2 separate regions of the Mus musculus genome follow, and region 2 is linked to region 1. The links are chromatin loops, found by intact Hi-C in ENCODE. Cell type or tissue: heart. All regions are shown on one strand. Each heading gives the region's core, and the rest is flanking DNA. Links, peaks and the distances in the headings are about the cores only.

Evidence for each region. Hi-C counts contacts between places; a loop is a spot of excess contacts. Peaks named below come from ENCODE experiments on the same cell type or tissue, not always from the same donor. Only the 100,000 strongest peaks of a DNase experiment are listed, where the experiment ranks them.
Region 2: a loop joins it to region 1, with 2.2 times the contacts of the local background. A loop is called at or near these places in 5 of 42 quality-filtered maps.

Annotation. Positions count from the first base shown.
Region 1 is chr8:11,750,813-11,761,478 of GRCm38, forward strand. Arhgef7 (Rho guanine nucleotide exchange factor (GEF7)) reads left to right here. Exons shown (of 22, transcript NM_001372321.1): 2 at 7,619-7,705. Among named protein-coding and RNA genes, the nearest start is that of Arhgef7, 28 kb to the left of the region's middle. In heart, for the core only: CTCF peaks have their summits at 5,233 (motif pointing right) and 8,350; DNase peaks (open chromatin) are centred at 7,519 and 8,149; H3K4me3 peaks cover 2,070 bases; H3K27ac peaks cover 2,027 bases.
Region 2 is chr8:11,817,110-11,827,775 of GRCm38, forward strand. It overlaps Arhgef7 (Rho guanine nucleotide exchange factor (GEF7)), which reads left to right. Exons shown (of 22, transcript NM_001372321.1): 16 at 551-775; 17 at 2,529-2,622; 18 at 4,851-4,940; 19 at 7,396-7,572. Among named protein-coding and RNA genes, the nearest start is that of Tex29, 18 kb to the right of the region's middle. In heart, for the core only: a CTCF peak has its summit at 6,152 (motif pointing right); DNase peaks (open chromatin) are centred at 3,692, 4,902 and 5,632; H3K27ac peaks cover 3,830 bases.

The sequences.
Region 1 (10,666 bases), core at 1,530-9,529:
CCAGTGTGACATGTCTCCGCTGGTTTCTGAATTATGGTGGGAGTGGAGGCTGTATGTGTCCGTCTGCCATTGTGCATTACAGTCTGACCAGTTTAATCCAATCAGAAAATATTTAGTCTTCCTGGTGGCTGTGGCGTTGTGTCTGGGAGCTGGTGTTTGGGATACCCTGGGAACAAAAAAAGCAAAAGAAAAATAAACATTATTAAAGGCTTATATTTTTTTCCCAATAAGCTTTCTTACTAAGCCATGTGTCTTTGAGAAGGACTTTATTTGGTAGTTAGCAGCAAACCTTGGCGACTTTTGCTCACTGCCTCCGTTGCTGTCCAGTGGATTGAGGAGAACTGTCTGGGGAGTCCCACTCACACGTGTTTACTCTGTACACTCCATACCATGCTGCAGAGTAAGCATAGAGTGTTTTGGAGGAGTGGGACCCTGCTTCAGCCTAGCTGGATCTTCCGGCTGGCTGCTGTGGTGTAATAAAGGTCTGCTCTGATAGGATCCGTACACAAGGTGCTGTGCACTAGGGAAGGCATGTTGTCCTGAGGGGAAGGTTGGCAGACTGGGGGATAGTTATTGTCCTCCCCTTAGTTTACTTAATAATGAGGTACAGTAAGTGCACAGTTACAAGAAGCCTTCTGCCATTGCCATCCTTGAGAGCATCTGCTGTTGCCACTGCTTGTGGGGACTGCATGTTTTCTGGGCACTTATACCCGATTTTAGTTTACAAGTGAGTATTGTCCATACTGTACTCCATATTTCTGGTCAGTTATATAAGGAAAGCTAGTGGCTTGAGGGGGAGGGCAGGACCTTGTTGTGTACTCCAGTCTGATTTTGTTGTTGTTGTTGTTGTTTTGTTTTGTTTTTTTTTTTCCGAGACAGGGTTTCTCTGTATAGCCCTGGCTGTCCTGGAACTGACTCTGTAGACCAGGCTGGCCTCGAACTCAGAAATCCACCTGCCTCTGCCTCCCAAGTGCTGGGATTAAAGGCATGCATCACCACCACCTGGCTTCAGTCTGATCTTAAACTAAATATCCTTCTGCCTCTACCTCCTGAGTGTGGCCATTTCAGGCCTGCATCACACAGCACTACTTTTTATGTGTTGTGTGGTGGTGGTCTGTCTTGGGGAAGCATCATAGTTTTTACTGATTTTTTGTTTTTTGTTTTTTGTTATCTGTTTCCAGCTGCCTATGGGAAGCTCTTCAGGCTAAGGTCTCTGTAGAGCACAGATTCACAAATTACATTAAATAGATGAGGCTGAAAGAGCCCATTTGTGAGTTGAGAGATAAGTCTGTACCCAAGAGACCATTACTCCCCATTGGCCTATAAAGGACTCTGTGTTTGGTGTGTGTGTGTGTGTGTGTGTGTGTGTGTGCGTGCAGGGCTCCTAGAGTAAGCCTGAAATAGACTCCAGAGCTGCTGTCATTGAGAGAGGACTTCCAGTAGAAGCTTGGCTTCAAAAACAACAACAACAACAACAACAACAACAACAACAACCAAAACAAAAAAAAACCCCAAAACAAAAAACAAACCATTATGTGAGTGTTTAACAAACTGGGCTCCTTGGATGGGGGTCCCTGAGTCCTGGTGTTCATTGATTCCTGGGTACCAGTGTAATGTCACTAAGTGTGGAGCTGGGGTGAGATGCTCACAGCTCTGTGACATAGTGTCAGTACACCATGTAGCCAGTACCTCCAGTGTCCAGAGGGAAGTGTTTCCCCATTTCCTGCCAGGACCGCAGACAGGCTGAAGCCTGTCAATGTCAGAGAATGGGCAGCTGAGAGACCATGTCTCTGCAGACACAGCCGGCTGATGAAGCTCACAGCGTAGTTTGGGACAAGTCTTGGCATCTCTTTGAGTAAAATAAGGGCTCCCTGTGCTGCTCTTTGCAACCTTTCCTGGGGAAGGCTCCTGCACTTCAGCCCACATGGCCATGTTACCAGGTGCATGGGTGCTCGCTCAGCTTAGCTCTTTACTGTGAGGTGCCAGTGGGTTGGCCTTAGGGCTGATGTCTAACAGGGAGCTGAGGTATGTTCCAGTAGGTCCTGCCATGTCATGGATGGCACAGAGGGGCACAGGGCTCAGAACACATAGTGATCTTCCCCACTGGGTGGCAAGATTATTGTTGACAGAGTGGGACCTTTGTTCTGGAGTCAGGAGCTTGAGTGATTCTCCCTGTGGGAGAGAACTGGAATATTCCTTCCCCAACAGCTCACCCCATTTCATTCACTCACTCACTCATCCTGGGATCTTGACCTTAGCCTCTGACAGTTCTTATGTCCAAGCCTGGCTGGACATCACAATCAGGTGGCGTTTCCGGGAACCATGGTAGCTTTGTGCAGTGAGAACCCAGAGGACAGGGACTCTGGGCAATGGGTTCATGCTGCCACAGCATGAGCAGCTCTCTCCTTTGGACTTGGTTGCTCAGGCGGCAAATGCCCTCCATGCTCTCAGCCCTGCTGACCCACATGGCCTGCCTTCTCATACAGCTGGCCCACAGACTCCCTAAACGCTGTCCAGCTGTCTGTCCAAGACAGCTGCCTTCACTGGCACTTTGTTGAGACTGTTGGGGAGGGACTCACTGCCCCAGCCAGGAGCAGCTGGTGAAGAGTGGAGGAGAAACTGGACAGCTGTGAGGGTCCTGGACTCTGCTTTCAGCATTACTTGGTGACTAATTTTCATATCAGGCACATTTTGATCAATTATCAAGCATAAAGGGTATCTCTAGGGAAACCAGAAAGGTCTTTAGAAGATTTCTAGTCCTGATTATCTCCTGGTGAAAGCTTGCAAGTTAATATTGTAGAGAACCTTTCGCACCATTCCTGCGACATGACCTGGGCAGAGCAAGTGTCAGGCCACTGTTGCCTTTCTAGAGTACATGCAGAGCCCTCTGCTCGGTGGCCTCGCTAATCAGCAAGCAGCTGTGAACATTCTTACACCGGGATTTTGGTGGCTATGATTTCTCCTGGGCAAACAACAGCTGGGGCCTAGGGTAGAAACAAGTTTAACTGTGGAAGAAACTGCCTGTTTTTCTGGTCCACTCTCCCAAGTCAGGCTCAAGGTTGCGTTTCAGCCTCGCCGACCCTGACATTGTGAACATTCTCCTTCTTCTCCCTCTGCTAGGCGTGCAGTGTTGGCTGGACTTTTAATGTGTTCTCATGTGTGTGTGCGCCCGTGAGTGAGTGGGAATGTATATGAGTGGACCCTGATGGTTGATGATGTTAGTTTTTCATTTGTTCATTGACTATGTGCAAACTGTCTTTAGAGAGGCATGAAGGACTCTCCCATGTTGTTTTGTCTTGTAATAATCCTAGACATGTTGTTTTTCACTACAGTCTCCGGTGCCCTTGACTATGTACATTTTAGAAAACACTATGGACTTCTGAAACCACAGGTGTTTCCCCTCTGCCCTGAGATGGTGTATTGCTGTGTTGCCTGGACTTAAATTTATCAGCTCAAGTGATAGACCTACCCCTCTCTCAAGTAGCTGGAACTGAACTTCTATTCTAAATGGTGTGATCTGCTGTGAACTTGAGGCCCAGTAAATATTGCTGGATTAACTTATTATCCACTTGATCCAACAACTCAGTTAGGCTACTGGCCTTAAACTGGAGATAAGGAAATAGACCTAGAGGGGTCAAGTGACTCCCCTAGTGACATGTTTGTTATAGCGCTAGAGCTCTTCACTCGTAATGTTGACCCCTTAGTTTTCCAAACAGCGATGTTCATTGGAGTTCTAGTTACATGTACCCATGTACCAGACTTCAGAGAGTTATGTGGGCCAGGACGTCTTAAGGTAACCCATGGAAAGAGCCTCAACTAGTGTGTCCACAAAAAGGAGCCTGTAGTCATAAGGACACATAGCCAGTTTGGCTGTCCCTGCTCCTCTTCATAACATTCCTCTCCTACGTCACACAAAAAGGCAGACTGTCACCCATTTCTTGTCTTCCTCAGATGTACTGCAAAAAGATGAAATTCTTTTCTTGTCACTTAAAGGACAATCACAAACATGCTTTATAAAAAAGAAAACAAAAATGAAATGAAACACCCAGGGTGTTAAGACTTCAGTGACCCTAATGGCAGAGACTCTGTGACTCTGGGTTCAGTGACCCCAGTGGCAGGGACTCTGTGACTTTGGGTTCAGTGACCCCAATAGCAGGGACTCTGTGACTCTGGGTTTTCTAATTCCTTGCTTTCATAGACATTATAGGAGGCTCTAGTGAAGCTATTAACATTTAAAATCTCTGAATGGGTAATAGGCCACATCTGGAGTTTGGCTTTTGTCACTCATTAGGTGTCAAAGAATAAGTCCCATTACAAAGCTCCCATTCCCACATGCTCGTCTTTATGGATGGCCACTCAGCACACACATGGAGAGAACAGTCAGGAAGAGTTGGTGGTGGACAACACTTCATTCTAGCAAAGTGGTAAAATCCACAGATGAAAACCAATCTGGGTCTGCCACCAAGTCTGAGACCTGAGTTTGATTCCTGGGACCCACATGGGTGAGAGAAGAGAACTGACTGCTACACTTTTCCTTTGGACTCCACACACACCATGGCACGCATGCCCCACACAGGTATGTGTAATTTAAAAACCACATTTCTCACTAATATGTAAATCCTCAAGGTGTTTTGCTTTTTATAGTTAACAATTATCAAAATCAATGTATGCTGCTTCCATTATTTTATATACTCATCATACAAGAAAAGAAAATAACAATTAGCCTGTGGTTTCATAATCAAATGTAGAGATGAAGAGATGAGTCTAATTATTTGTAGTGTTTACCTTCTCTGAAGTTATCTCGAATGCTGAACTGCAACATTGTCCTTGGGGGAAATACAGGGCTAGGAAACCAAAAGACCCTGGTCATATTTTTATTTTGCATGTACTTGTAGATGTGAGCATGTGTGCACATGGCTGGTCACAAAATTCTGCCAACGAGTGAATACATGACCTTATTTTATGGGCATTTTTGGAGAATGTATGCTATAAATGTTATGTATTTACTTACAATAAGCCATCATCTCAAGTACAGTACTGTGTAATCTACCATGGCTGTAGTGGTTTATCACATATGCACATATACAGAATGTTCATAATCAGACAGTAATTGCAGCCCACACACACATACTGGGCGCTGTATATAGTAGGAATGCAAAAAAAAGTCTTAAGAAAAGTACTCTGCAAAGGTCACATGGTTGGCTTCATGAAAATGTTAAAATTGCCCCGTAGGGGGCGCTAGCTGCAAGTTGAATGTACTTTGAACTCTGACCTTGGGGAGACTGGAATTAGTTCGGTAGAAGGGGAAGATGTGGGTAAAGATGGCTGTCCCTTAGAAGACTGGCTTTTTTTTTTTTTTTTTTTTTTTTTTTTTAAATAGACTTAAAGTGGCTTAAAGCTTGAAGCATTGCTTAGTCTCGTCTGTTTGGCTTGTCACCTCCAGTCTTTGACTCAAGGGACAAACGCAGTGGAAGCAAGGCTGCATTCAAGTATGAGCTCCCAGTCTTCCTGTCTTAGGATTTTTTCCCCCCAAGGCAGACTTGGATTGTTATTTTAGCTGCTGTGGGGATACTTTGTGTTGTCTTGCTGACAGTATTTATTCCAGTGCCATGTTCGATCATTTCTAGGACTTGGTCAGTGGTTTCTACTGCCCTTCCAGGCCAAATTTCCTCTAGTTTTCCTTCTTGTTTCCACTCTCCACTCATTTGCTGTGCAGTAGTCATTATGGTTTTGATGTTATTACTTATATTTTCTGTCATACTTTCAGAGTCGTTAAGGCAACTTGGCCAAACCCTTTCTGATAGTTACTGCTGATAGCCAGCTTGCTGCCGCCTGAGGTTGTGCCAACATAGCTGACATTGCACATGGGATGGGTTTCCAATAGTCTCACATGGTAGTTTCCTTGCTGGCCTTTGAGTGTTAAAAGCTTTACTAAACAGTTTGTCTAGGCAGTGTGCCTTAAAAGCTTGTACTGTGCCCTAAGGGGGTTGAATGAGAGTGGAACAGGTACATTAAATTAATAACACCCAGAAAGTAAGGTTTTGTCCTGGAAGTGTTTATGGACTGGGATGAAGCAGTTGTGGATCAATCCCAGAGCATTCTGGATGCCATCCATACATGTATTGTCATCTCCTGTGACTGGCATGCAGTTGAAGTTTTTGGTCCTAAGTGGACCTGGGGTTTGTTTTTTTTTTTTAATCCCATTAGGGGCAGCTTATATTTAAAATTTGCCCTTGGTATTGGCACACAATAGCAAGGTTGCACGGTCTCGGAAGCCTTTGCTCAGGAGTCTGAGAAGCTGTTTTCATAAGGCAGTTTTGTTTTCCGACATTCATGGAAAACACGCTGTCTCAGCAGCACTGGAAACCTGTTCTTTAGCACAGCCCTAGCTATAGAGAACAAAGTCTTTCCTAAACTCTTTATCCGTACAGCCACTCTGAACTGTAAGTTGATACGTTCATGATGTATCAGTCTTTTAATGACCAGCTGAGGAAACTGCATGTTTCAGACTCGAAATGCTGTCTAATCCTTTTTTTTTTTAAACTGGTCATCTCATAAATCTACATTTTGCTGCTTTTCCATCTTCTCCACAGCTTTATGGGGCATTCAGTGTTGCCCTAGCAATTTTCCGGAGCAGCCTGGTCTAGATAAATCTTTTTTCTTGTGGATATATTGTACTGTTCACTCACAGTCAACAGCACTATAACTCATGCCCCAAAGAAGCTTAAGAATGAAATAAAAATCTTTCCTGATGTATCAGGGTCTTCCTTACATTGTCCCAGCCTCAGATTCTGCTCCTGTTTCTCTTAGTGTCTGGTACGGTCGGGTGCATATCGTAACATGTGGCAAGTGTAGCAGGATGCCTCACGGACTGCATTGGGTGGTAGGTCAGACCTTCCCTCGCTGCTCATGGTGAAGGCTAGCAACAGGAGCCTTCTCTGAAGCCTTAGCCACAGTGGCCGGCGACTCTGGTTAATCAATCACAAAGCACATGGGCTGTGTTTGGGAATAGGAATCAGGGCATTTTTCATGACGACCCGCAGAATTTATGCTGTTCATTAAGCTATTGTAAGTGCACTTTGCAGGAACCTAGGTGAGAAAGAAGGGAAGTTCTCTCGAATCTCTTTGGGGCTGTTCGTGCTGCAGAGGCAGAGTTCTGTGCATTCGTGAGGTGCTGCCAGCAGAATGCCGGTCAGGAGGCGGGGATGGGAGCCCCGAGCAGGGCCTGGAGGGGTGGGCGTGGGGCTGGAGCGGAGGTCTGTAGGAGGCAGGGCCTGAGCAAGGCCAGGAAGTGGAGTGCCTTTGGAGGGACGCCGGCTATGGAGGAGGCGGGTGCGCACGATACCGGAGCAGGGCCCGAAGGAGACGGAGCGCGTGGTGAGGGGAGCCGGGAGGGGAAGGAGGAGAGCGCAGACCGGGGTGAAGCGGGGCTGGGGAGTAGACTGCCGCAGCCCAAGACGCAGCAGCCGCGGGAAGGGGCAGCGGGGGCGCGGTTTGACGCCGTCACTTCCGGTCCCGGGCGCGCTTCCGGGTGCGGGCAGGGGCGGAGATTGGTGCAGCCCCTAGGAAGGGGAGCGGATGAAGCGTCCAGCCCGCTCAGCGCCGCTGTGTGTTGCAGGTCTACCCGGAGCCGCGGAACGAGAGCGAGTGCCTGAGCAACATCCGCGAGTTCCTGCGCGCCTGCGGGGCGTCCCTGCGCCTAGAGGTGGGTGAGCGCGGGGCCGGGCCGGGCTGGGCAGGCCGGGCGGGCGGGGGCGGGGGAGGTCGGGTCGGGCTCCGGGGAGGTAGGGCCGGGATGGAGGGTGGTCGGGGGTCGGATCGGGGTCGCGTGAGCTGACGCTGTCCCGAGCGACCGCTCCTCACCGCCGGCTCCGTGGAGCGGGGCTACCTGTACCGGGAAGAAGCCTCTCGACGTCCCCTCGGCTGGCGCGTGGACCCCACGCCTTGTTCTGGTTCCACGCGAACCACTGGTTCTCAAGCTCCTGTGCAGGTGGCACGTTGGTAGTCCCTGTTGCTCGGGGGACATCTGTCCAATCCTGAAAACCGCCCTTTGGGAATCCCTAGCATCACATCCAGGTCTGACCCAGCCCTCAGCAGGTGGTCAGGCAAGGTCCTAGCTGCAGTGTAGAGGGCCAAACCCCTCTTGGTCTCACATCCTCATATGCTGCTTCTGCAGGCCCGAAATTCGGCGGCGTGGCTGGATCCTCCATCCATAATTGCTTACGTTAGAAAACTCCCGAGCCTGAGTCTGGGGTTTGTAAAACCTGCTTCTGGGGACACCTCCGCGGGATTGTCTTTTCCATGGTGCTTGATGAACACCCTTTGTGGTCCTTCTGTGTCAGTTCCCCAGGGATGTCGCTGTTTCCTTGCTTTTGTTATTCGTGGGGCATTGTTGTAGATGTAGAAAAGTGGCTTTGCTTTTTGGGGACTTTCAGGTAGATAAGCTTTGCTGTCGCTTCTGAGGTTTGCAATTTCACCCCGTGAAGGGTTGGTAAAATCACACACACTCCAGTCCTGTGGTGACCCAGTGCGGTTTTCCTTACCTGGTAGGACAGTCTTTGACTGCGTGTTTCTTGAGATGAAGTGTAGAAGTCATCCAGTCACGTTTGGAAAGTGTATTTAATTGAAATTGGACAGACAGTGGTTTATAGTGATTCAAGTGTTACCGTCCTTTTTGTTAATTTATTTGATGTCTTTGAGGAAATTGCTGCAGATAATTGGATTGTGGTTGGGCGATTTCAGAAAGCCTCACAGCTCTTTAAAAATCAGGTATTTGGCTTCTCTTGGTGGCACCAGCCTTGCCGTTTTAGAGACTGGAGATTTACTTTGTCTGACCTTTGTCGTAGGGTTCTATCCTCATATGCCTGGGTTTTGTTTATGTTACAGTATTTTTTCAGACTCACCCTACACATTAACATAACCAGTGTAAACTGTTATAATAAGAAATTGCTTTAAAGAAACGTGAAAGTCGCCCCTTCTTTCCAGCTTTGTAAAAGTTGCAGAGGCTGTTGCTGTTTCATATAGCAGTGATGTTTATGGCTCTGAGTTTGTCCAGAGATGCTGTCAGAGCCCAACATGGGCCTGTCCCAGGCACTTAGAGCAGCCCTGAACACAAGCAAATCCTGGCTAAGGATTGGTTACTGAGAGGATGAGTCTGAAGTTGCACTTGTGATAGCAAATAGGTTTCCTCTTGGAGGGAAAAAAAAGACCATTTGTGTCTTTTTTTGTGTGTGTTGATTTTAAAGAGTAAATATCTCTTCCAGTTACTTAAAAATATGGTAGAGGAAAATATAATATTTTTCTCAAGGTATACCATACTTAAATCTCCAGTTTGTTTAGCCATCACGTTTTAGGAATTTCCTATAGAAAGGAATGGCTTTAACTCATCTTAGTCTGTAACTGTGTGAGGGGAGAGGCCTATTCAGGGAAAGACCTAATCTTCTGCAGCCAGAAGCCCCGAGGGCAGAGCCTTGGACCTTTGAGCAATACTAGGACTGACACATTTAATATCCAACCAATTCTCAAAAGATGGGAGACTGAGAACATTTTAATATTAAATGGGAAACAAAACAACCTAAATTCCAACGTAGCTTTTGTTTTTAGTATTTAATACCAAGGGGCTTTTCCCAGGGCATTGTTTCAGACTGAATTGTGTTAGTAAGAAAGACTGTCTAGTAGCTTACTCTACTTTAGCTCCTAATGATTTCTTTAAAGAAAAAAATGTACCATCACAGTATTGGTCTTTTTTTTTTTTTTTTTTTGGTTTTTGGAGACAGGGTTTCTCTGTGTAGGTCTGGCTGTCCTGGAACTCACTCTGTAGACCAGGCTGGCCTCGAACTCAGAAATTCACCTGCTTCTGCCTCCCAAGTGCTGGGATTAAAGGCACGTGCCACCACACCCGGCCGTATCAGTCATTTTTAAGCTTCTATTGCCCGTTCATGTGTGTGCGCCAGTGTGCCACAGCACTAGCTCAGAGGTCAGAGAAACTGATGGTGTCTCCTTGACCTGGTGAGTTCCAGGGATGAAGTTTTTTAGCCCTAATGGCAGTGGCCTTTACCTGCTGAGCCATCTTGCTGGCCTCTTTATTTTCTTTTTACAGCTTATTTTTCCACCAACTGCTGTCCTTAAAATATTTGGAGTAGGCGCCAGGGAGATGGTTTATTCAGTAAAGTGCTTGCTGCGTAAGTGTGAGGTCCAGAGAAAAAGCCAAGCGAGGTGCACAGGATCTTACTGATGTGGCTCAGAGATTGCAGGGTTCCCTGGGCCTTGCCACCTAGAGAGTAGAGCCAATCTGGCAGGCTTCACATGCATGAGTGCCCTCGTGTGTACATGTGTGTATGTGAACTTGCATACGTCAACATGCTCACACATACATACACACACACATGCACTTCTCTTTTCTGATTTGTGCAGAAACTGGACACAAGAACATCAGTGTCTTTCCATTTGTATCTAAAAACCAACCAGAACTGTGACGGTGGTGGTGCTGTTGGCAGTGGTGATGCGCTTGACGTTTGCAACCAGAAGTACCTCAGTGACCGAGAGACAAGTCACGGAGTCCTTTGTCTGTCTGCAGCTCCTCAGGTGGAATAGCTGCAGAGATGGAGAATTTTTTTCTTACTTGCTGTTGTTCTGTCCTCAAATTATATTAGATATATTTGTTGAT
Region 2 (10,666 bases), core at 1,154-9,153, 66 kb after region 1:
GCTCTGCTTTTATTAAAACAAGTTGAGATTTTTAAGATAAACATATCTTGATTTCAGATATTAACATCTTCCTGTAAAGGCCAAATGGTTTGTAGTCCTGAGTTCACATAGCTCTGGCAACTGGGTTTGCCTAAGCAGGAGGACCCATAGATGGGATAGGCCTGGCTGCAGCACCTGGAGGAAAGTTCTTCCTCCTCCTCCCCCACCCCCAAGGGACAGTTCTTGCTCTCATTCTTGTGTTAACAGGTGACAGTGTATGTCCAGGGAGCATGCCCCCACTCAGTTACTATATTCTAGTCGGGGCCTACCTGGTAGCTTTTTAAGTCTGTTTTGTTTTGTTTTTTCTTTTGGTGAAATTGTGATACATGTACTAGCTTCTCATACAGTACTACATAGCAGCTGATACCTGTACAGAGTGTGGGTCTCTCAGCCCCATGTCTGCCCAGGAGCACACGCTGGGCTCCTGTCCCTGGAGCCGTGTGGTTAGGGCCTTCTGTCTCAGTGGCCTTGCCCATCTCATGCTCTCTGCTCTTGCTTTTGTGCCTGGCAGCTTCCTTCCCATCCTCTCACTCCATCCAGCAAACACGCGGACAGCAAGCCCGTGGCACTGACGCCTGCGTACCACACACTCCCCCACCCCTCTCACCATGGCACCCCACACACCACCATCAGCTGGGGACCCCTGGAGCCTCCGAAGACCCCCAAGCCTTGGAGCCTGAGTTGCCTGCGGCCTGCACCTCCCCTCCGGCCCTCAGCTGCTCTCTGCTACAAGGAGGTGAGGTCCTGCAGCCACTCAGACAGCCACTGCAGTGAGCATGCCTTGACATCTCTATGTGAGGTCTGCACTTAGCTACAGCAGTCCTTCCGGTGACTTCAGAAGTGAAAGTCTTGTGTTTCTGTTCATGGTGTGAAGACATGCCCCACCTCATGGCATCTTCAGAACCAAGAAGAGGGTCTGCCCTTACTCCATGTCATCCCCTTCTGCTACAAGGGCCAGGTGTCACCTTTAAACAAACTGGAGTGAGCATGCACCCCTCCAGTCCTCTGTGCACTGTGCCCACACTTGAAGGAGTGGTGCCCAGGAGGCACCGAGCCTGAGGTGCTCCTGAGCGAACGTGCAGGCCGAGGGCCTCACCTGACTGCATGCCATTCTGCTGTGCCTAAGATCTGTCCCAGAGTCCTGAAGCCTTTGGAAGTAAAGAGCAGGTTCCCTAGTGAAAGCGGTTGGTCCCTGAAGGCAGTGCCTCCTTGCACTGAGGGGAGGTGCAGCAGCCTTCCTCAGTGCTCCTGTTCTCCCTGCATGTGAGTGCAGCCACCATGCACTTGATCTTCACTAAGTCTCATGCGCTCACCTAACCCTGCTTTCACCTGAGGAGGCTCAGCACTGCTGAGTGTGACAAGCCAGGTTTGCAGTAGGTGTCAGCCTGACCACGGCGACTCACACTGAGCGAGACACACTGAGAAGAGTGAGAGGGGCAGGCCCCCTGGGTGGATGCTCCTGTGTTTCAGTGGTTTGTCGAGTCCACAGTACAGTGTTGTTGGAACTGATTTCTGCTCAAGATTCTCTGTAGCACATTAAGTTTGACCAGCATGGACCACAGGAGAGAGCTTTCAAACAATGAAGTCTAGCATACGTTGATCATATTCTTTCTCCTGCCCCAACACCTCCAAGATCCTTTCCACCTCCCTACCTACCCATCTTCATCTTCTTTCTCTCTCACACTCTCAAACCAAAAAAGGAAAGTCAGAACAAACAAAAATAAATAAGACAAACAAAACCCAAGCATACATTTAAAAACAAGACAAAATATAGAGTCTGTTTTGTGTTGGCATGGTGGCATATGCCTTTAATTCCACTGTCCCAGATACAAAGACAGGAGGATCTCTAAGAGTTAGCCATGGAAGAGATAGCTATGAAGTCTGCTCTGCCATAGAAGTGCCTCGCTCGCCCCTTTGTAACAGCAGCTGCGGGGAGGGAGGCAGGTGCCTGCGCCTACTGCATCCAGCGTTCTGTGTCATACTCCAGTTTTACCTTAAAGGAAAGAGGCTGAGATGGTGGCTGGCCACCATCCATTTCTACTTTGCTGGGAGCTGGGATATGGGCCTCACAGAGTAGCCAGCAAGTCCCGTCTCTAGGAGTCTGTGCTTAGCCATGGGTTCCCTGCCTGCCCCCTCTGCTTTAACTTTGGGATTTTGTACTTTGCTGTTTCCCTTCCCTCTCTACCCTAGAATGGACAGCCCTGTCCTGACTCTGTGGAGCATGTGAGTCGGTCTGTCCTTCCTTTGCTCGGCACACGCCTTACTGCCATGTACACTGTGGGGTCTGGGTTTGTTAACAAAGGGGTTTTCGTCAGAGCTGAGGCCTGTAGGTGAGGGAAGATGGAACGTCCTCTTGGCTCTTGGCCTGTGTTTATGTTGGCATTGGCAGAGAAACATGGACAAACTGGTGATGGGGGTGAGAGGTGCTTGGTGGTGGCCGGCTGGTGTCATACAGTCTGTTAGTATGTTTATTATCGGTGTTTCCCTAGGATCTCAGTAAGAGCCCCAAGACCATGAAAAAGCTGCTGCCGAAGCGCAAGCCCGAGCGGAAGCCTTCGGACGAGGAGTTCGCTGTGCGCAAGAGTGAGTGCCCATGTGTGGGAGCATGGCACGTCGTGGGCTGCGGGAGTGCAGGGGAAGCAGGGCCCGCACCTCCACAAGCAGCTGGCTGAGTGGAGAGGGCAGTCTCTGCATCGGCTGCTCCTCCAGCCTCACTCCAGCCCACCTCTCCGAGGGGTTGTGGTTTCCTGGTGCCTTTCCTCCACCCAGCAGATCTATAATTTGAATTAGACCCAGATTCCTCTCATTCACACAGGGCTTGTCTGTTAGGAGAAGTGAAGGCTGGGCTTAGGAGTGCCTGGTGGCCCGATTGAATAAGCATTTACCATGTATCTTCCACGTGACTGACACGATGGGTGCTGGGACCCGAATGTTAGTCAGACCTTCAGTCCTGGCAGACATTTCATGCTGTGTTGTGCCCAGCTGTGAGACCAAGTCTGCAGCACTGGTCCTTGGGTGGATCTCCCCGGGAGCCAGGCATCTGTGTAAAAGCATCTCGCTTGTGCCTGGATCACTGGTGCTGTTGCTGAGAAGGGGTGCTGTGCAGCAGCCTGCTCACCTGCTCAGGGTTAGCACTGACAGCAGCAGCACCCCCTCCTGGGCACGGGTGGGCACTTGCTGAGGGGGTCTCAGCTGTCTGATTGGTGCAGGGTGGGCCTGCATTAGGGAGACATAGCCTGGAGGCAGGGTGAGTGGTAGTAGAGCTGTGGTTGTGATGCGAAAGCTGTGTGTGCTCAGCTCACAAGAGAGGCAGTCTAGTATTGCATCCTTACCCAGAAGACCCAGCGGGTTAGGGATGAGAGGATATGGCAGACCAAGGACAAGGGTTGAAGAGAAGGGTTGTGTTGCTGATCCCCACTCAACATGTGAGCCAGACAGATGCTCAGCAAGCCTTACTCACCTCTCAAGCTTCTGGAATGTACTGGTTAGCTTGGAAGGCTAGGACGCTCTGTGTCCATGGGTAGTCCACATCTGCAGCTGTGAGGAGAGCGACTGGCATAGCTGTGGACACAGCGAGCCTGCAGTTTGCTGCTGGCTTCAGTGGCTCTCTGCCCCTGTGTGGAATGCATGTGCTCACCCAGGCGTGAGCAGAGCAGCTGGTGACAGCAGCCAGCCAGCACCCTGAGGGAAGGATCTGCTGCTGCCCAGAGGGAATGAAACCTTTCCTGTAGTCTCCTGCAGCCTCTGAAGAGGCCAGGAGCTGCGGGAGCTGGCCTCATGACTTGTTGCAGGTGGTGAGCTGGGTGCTCTCAGGACTGCCGTCCTCTGTCTTGAAGTAAATACTTGGTTTGCCTTATATACATTTTACTTTCTGAAAATATTGCTGAGAACTGGACATGGTGGTGCATGCCTTTAGTCCTAGCACTCCAGAGAATGAGGCAGACATCTCCGTAAGATAAGAGGCCAGCCTGGCCACATAGCAAGTTCTAGAAATATCAAGGCTACACAGTGTGGCCTTGTGTGAAATAAACAAACCTATAAAAGTTACGGAGGCATAGTTATTTACAGCTGTGAGAGTATCAGCCTTCTGGTCTCCCATGGTTGGAGAGTAGTGAACTTAAAAAAGAAAAGAAAAAATACAGCTAAGTAACTTAGAACCAGAGAGAAAAATATAAAAAAACAAGTAGCTTTCTTCCACATGCCACCCTTTTCTGAGCACGGGCTAAGGGGCTGTGATTGGTCCCACTGCCTGACAGCTCCTTCTGGCCTCTGCCTGGAGATGAAACCTGTACCCAGGTGGCTAGGCTATATTTAAGGCAGAGCTTTGCAGCACTTCTGTTCTTGGCATGGTAAATTTGTTACATTAGTGTCTAAGAATTCTAGGGTCAGAGACAGTGCCCCTTTAAGGCCTGTGATCTGGTGCCTTTCCAGAAGTTTCACGTTATGGCTCTGCAGCTCTCCTACCCACACTGTGTCAAGGCCCAGCCGATGACACTTGGGGTGCTTAGCTCTGAGTCTCACTTCCTGTTCTCATGAGACTTGAGGTCTTTTGGCTACTCCTGTCTCCTGTAGGCCACATATTCCAGTCTTGTGCTGTCTGTCTGGTGTGTGTGAGTGGAGAGACTGAGGGACATAGGACTTTACAGAGCTGTGATGAGAATTTCAAACCTTATACTCTCTTAAGTGTAGCTATTTATAACTATTTAGAGAGCCTAAATGTTAGCTCACAAGAAAGTGACGGGTGGCATCTGAACTGCGCTGTGTAGCTCTGGGCTGTGTGCTGAGTGGTGATGGCTCATGTATTTCAACAGGCACAGCGGCGCTGGAAGAAGACGCTCAGATCCTGAAGGTTATCGAAGCTTATTGCACAAGTGCAAAGACGCGCCAGACCCTGAACTCAAGTGAGTGTCGCAGTTCACCCCGTGTGGGCACAGATTACAAGCAATTGCTGCACGGACTAGCTGCTCTTGAGAGGGAGGTTTCAGGCGCTTAGCAAGTAGTGTAGCAGTGTCCCACAGTACTGTGTTCTAGGGAGCATCCAGTGTGAGGGCCAGCATCCTTCAGGAAACTTGGACTGTGCAGCTGCATGCAGAAGGCAGTGGAAGTTTCTTAAATTTTGCTCCTTTTTTTGGTGTTACTGGGGTTTTTTTTTTTTTTTCTCCTTTTAAAAATTATCTAAAATTCAAATCTAGAGCCATCTTTCTATCACCTTTAAATTTTATTTTGTTTTTAGTATTTGTTAATAAACAATGGTAGTTTCTTTGGTGGACACCAGGTAGTTTCTCTAAACTCCTCACAGGTGAGAGTCTGCATGGTGGTAGCATCCAGGAGCACTGCCTGACTCAGAGGCCTCTGCCTTTGACCTGCAGGCAGGGGCCTGCGGTCCTCCCTCTGTTTGTTTTGGAGCTGGCTGGTTGGCATAGAAACTGGTTGCCGTTGGATCTTCTACCTTGTTCCCTTCTCCACCCCAGTTTTTGGAAAGACACCTCCACATTTTAACAGCACCTTCAGTGTGGCGGCTCAGATCACACCTTGCCAATCGGACAGGAGAAGTGGGAGGGACTTTTCAGCCATTTGAGCTTTGATTGAGGAGCCTGCAGCTTAGCCAGCAGGTTTGGCAGGCGCAGCCCCGGTAGCGTTTACAGGCAGAGAGGGGCCTCCTCTTCCACTTGCAGCTTTGCACTGCCTTCTGCTCATGGTGTCAAGGTCTTGCTGAGGTTCAGTGAGGTCTCTTTTTGTCCTTACCATCTCTAAGGGAAAACCGGTTATAGCTGCTGAGAGGAGTAGGAGAGACGTGGGGAAGGAAGCCTGGGCACCCTAGCAAGCTGTGGGATATATAATTGTGATGCTGAAGAGTGACTCATGAATGTAATTTTGATGATTAAACGTGATGTATTCTGATAGGTTGTAACCATAGCCAGCACTTTCATAGATTTTAGATGTGTGGTTTTAATTAGTCACCTCACTTCAAGTGCTTAAAGGGAAATGAGAGTCCCCAGCTTATAGTCCCAGGTGACCTTGGCTGCTCTGTGAACTCCCGCATGTGACAGTCCATACTTCCCTCTGGGTGAGGAACTGTGCCTGGGGTGAGCTGCGGCTGCCTGAGGAGGGCAGCCTGTGGTTTGTGCAGAGCCTTTGTTGCACTGCTCCGGACTCCATTCCTTCCACGCAGAAAGCATGGTCAGTGTGCCGACTGGTGCACTCAGTTGATGTTCTGTTTCCCAGCCAGCATCCTGGGGCCTCAGCTTACAGCCATACGTGGCTTCCTCTTAGCTCTCTGAGAAATGGGATAGATGCACAGTTTGTGCTGCACAGGTGATACGGTTGGTGAGCGCATTTGGGAACGGGCTCCTAGGGAGCACATTTCCACATTAAATGCCTAGCAGAACGTTTTGAGAATGCTAATATATCGTTACCTCAAGCTTCTCTCTGTTCACTACATGTGTGGATGCTAGCAGGACTTTGCAAGCTAAGCACAGTTGACGTTGCTTTCTGTCTCAAAGAAGGAATGGCCTTCAGACTTGGAGCACAGCCGCTTTGGTTGCCGAGGCTTCCCTGTGGTTTCTCCCCACAGGAGCCCCATACAGCCTTGCATGCCCACCTAGCTGCTGGCCAGCTCACGCTCACATTGCTAACCACGCATGCGGTTCCTTCTGCCCCGTTCCCTTGCCCCTGCTCCTGTCAACTCCCTTTCCACGTGGTGGCATTGCCAGTCTGTACTCACCTTTCTGATAGTAAAGGTTCCACATCAGGGGAAGTGACATAGGAACACACTCTGCCAGGGCTTATTTGGGCTGGGCAGCCAGGGACCACTCTTTCCCTTTGTTCACACGTAGACTTTGAGGCTGGGGCAGGTTGTAGACCGGCACGGTAAGTTTAGGCACCTTCTGCTTGTGTATGGTCTTGGCAGAGGAATAACTGCAGAGGTGAAACAAAGTAGGAGATAACGTTAAGGCCACGTAATTAATATCTTTCTACAGATTTTTGTCCTAAATAAATTGTCAATAGAATTGGTTAATTGCCAAGAATATAGAATCATGTTTTGGGCATGAATGAATGTGTGTAGCCTTTTTAGCTGGGACATACAGGTATCTTTAGATGCAGCCATTTGAAGGAGGACTGCGACTTTTGGGCTTAGGAAGAATTGGGTTTATTCTGAGGGTGGTGCTTAAGTTCATTAGGAAAGCCCAGCAGTAAGTAAGGAGAAGCAGACATGTTGCCATTTTTTTAACAATATTTTCTCTTTCCCTTCTCTTCCCATCACCTTTTGCTTTTGTTCCATGTTTTGGTTGTGGCTCTCCTGTCCGTCCCTCCTCACCCCTCTGCCTGTCGCACCTGTCACTTCATCCGTCTTAGCATGGCAAGGCACTGACCTGATGCATAATCACGTCTTGGCTGATGACGACCAATCAAGTCTAGACTCCTTGGGTCGTCGCAGTAGCCTTTCTCGTTTGGAGCCCTCAGACCTCTCGGAAGACTCTGAGTATGACAGTATATGGACAGCCCATAGTTACAGAATGGGTTCTGCATCCCGTAAGAGCTGCTGCTCATATATCTCTCACCAGAACTAACTAACGCACTGAGCCTTTCTTAACAATGCTTGTACTGCAGCCTGCTTTTCTTAGACGTTTCTTGCTGTTCCTTGTCTCTCTTATGTGATATTTTAACAACTCTGGAGAGTGTCTTGGTATTTCCCATTGTACCTAGTGGAGGCTTAATTGCCAATCTAAGACTGAATTTAAACTGCTGCCTGTTGGAGGGAGGTGGCAAGTCCAGTGAGTACCTGATGGGCTTTTCCCAACAGGGAGCTTTTTCTTACAAGCTCCATGTAGCAACTGTTTCCCTTCCTTTTGGATACAGCCGTATGGACACTTTTCTATTTTATGCAGCCACATAGGTTTGCTCCAAGTGCCACAACGGAGAAGACTAGCCTTACACACAGGGATCTAATTTTTTTTTTTTTTTAATATATAATGCACTTGACCAAGTTGCTGTGGAGAGATTGAGAGGATTGTCTATGACCGAAGCACTGAATCAGTTGACAGCTGCTCTGGTGACAGTGCAGAACACCGGGCTGATGCACACCAGGGCTGGTGCCACTGGGTGTTGAGAGCAGAGTCTGGAATCTGTGTCCACCCATTGCTCTGTGCCTTTTCCTGTGTGTGGCACGGCTGTGAGGTGAGAACTCTCACCGACACGGCTTAGACATTCACCACTGCACCATACTTCCCTGAACCACAGTGATGACTAGTGGGAGGTACCATTGGTGTGTGACTGTGCTTGGCTTGCCTGCAGCCTGGCTGTCCCACAGCCACAGGATGCTGTGAGAGCCATGAGCACCTTGTGGCAGTGAAGTTATTTCCCGAAGCCCTGTACTCAGCACAGCACAGTCTGGAAGTCTGAGCATGTTCCCGCAGGGTGACCTGGGAGACGAGCCCTCCTGGCGTTTGTTGTAAGGGGTTTGCACTGGCCCTGAGAAGAACTGAATGCGAGGCTGCCTCAGTTAGAGCAGACAGCCACAGCTAGCTGCTCGAGAAACTACACTGACCTGGGTACGGTGGTGTTACAATGTATCAGAGCGGACAGCCACCCGATAGCTCCTCCAGGGGCAGCACAGGCCTGGGTGTTGTGGTGTTACAGTGTAACCTTAGGGTTGTTTTTTAAGTGTTTTTGGACACCTGCTTTAGAAACGGTGCCACAGTGTCCATAGGGAATAATGTTCTTTCCATCCTTCAGGGCATGGAGCTCTGGTGGCCATGACCTCTGACCCCTAGTCCTTGTTGCCAAGCTAGTGGATACAGTATTTTGACCCCTTTGCTCCCTCTCCTGGGAGCTGGTCCTGCTGCTGCGAGTAGAGGAGCACACACGCTGTGCATGAAGGGGGTTGACCTGGAGCTGCAGGGCAGCACAGCTGCTCACACTGAGTCTGTCTGTCTGTCCCCAGTAGCTGTGCAGCAGCTTTGCCCCTGAAGAGTTTGTATTTTTATATGAAAGTCAAGGAGCAAGCCTTTCAAACTTGCACCCAGTATTAATTTCCAATAGGAATAAGGTTGTATGGATTCAGCCAAATAGCAAATGGGAATTTTGAAAAACAAAACAAACACAAACCGTCTGTATTTAGTGATGAGGCGGCTCTGTTGTCCCCCCACATGGTGGTTGTCGTTGCCTCAGTATGGGCTGCCTGTCCTCAGCTGTGTGCTGCAACAGTGAGGCACAGCTGCTGTACTCGGGTTTTCTCATCACACCGACTGGAGTGGCACTGCTGGCTCAAGGAGCTGTCGCTGTGGTCGGCGCTGCTGAGCTGGTTCTGACAGTTTGCCCTTGCTCATTTGTCCCAGTCAAGAGCCATTTGGGTGACAATTTCTGTTGAGGCCCACACTGTGGAACAACAGCTCAACCTTTTTGCGTTTGTTTTGAATGTCTGACATTAGTTTTGTGACCTGGTTAGAAATTTGTTAGTGCCACAGGCACAGGAGATGGTCCTCATGTAGCAGAGGGGACACAGCGTTGGAGGGGCCATCGTTTCTACATTTGTGGAACTGTAGTCATGCTGATAGCACCTAACATTTCTGCAGCTCTGTAAAGCCCTGTATGCAGTGAGTGTTAAACGGAAGATGCAGACTGATGGAGAAGGTAGGTCCAAGCCATCTCGGGCCTTCTGTAGGTGGCCCAACAGTGTTCCTGTCTAACTGATACTCGTCAGAAGTCTTTATTAAGCTACACTAACTCGGTGTTTGGCGTAAGATTGCCAAAACACAATAATATGTATATAGTGGTATAAGATCTTGGGGAAATTATATATTGTGCTCTTTATCTGTGAATGGGAAAAGCCATTTTAGTACAAGACTCCCATTTGAAAACTCACTTGGATGTATATCTGAATGTTGCATTGTATTGTACAGTATGCTTATTGTCTGTGGTTGCATATGGCAATGAAGTGTCTGTTTTATATTTAAAAAGACATCTGTTCTGTACAGTTGAAATAAATTTTGCATTTGCTAGCCTTTGGCTTTTAATATTTGTTACATGGGGGAGGGCATAGCATAGCTTGAAGCCGAGTGTGCCATGGCCAATTCTCCAGGCTGGCATTCGTCCACGGGCATGCATTTTTGCTGTGATTGAGGACTGGCACTCTCTTAGGTAAGATGTAGTCTAAATAGTACAAGGCAGGGTCTCTGTGTAGTCCTGGCTGCCTGGAACTCACAGAGCTCTGCCCACTTCTTTCCTGGAAGGTGGGATCAAAGGTGTGTCCCCAGGTCCAGCTGCTTTTTTCCTGTTTCCTGTCACTGAAAGGCTTGTCCTCAGAAGCTGCGTCCCTTCCTCACAGTGAAAAGAAGCTCAGTTTTTAAGTCCTTCATTTGGACCAGGGCCAGCATTTCCCTTCCGTTTTGCAAATTGCACTCCTAATTCAGAAGAAAAAGCCCTTCGTAGTGACAGCCCTTCCTTTTTCTAGGTTGGAAAACCAATCCAAACCCCAGAGCCATAGCTAGTGTAGCCTGTGAGCCTTGGATGCTCCTGAAGAGATCTTCTAAGTGTAATGCTATGTTTTGTTCTGAAAGTAGGATCAGCTGTGTTTAAATGATGCAGGAGCATGTCCCGAGTGTGCCAGGCCACTGGCCAGGTGGGC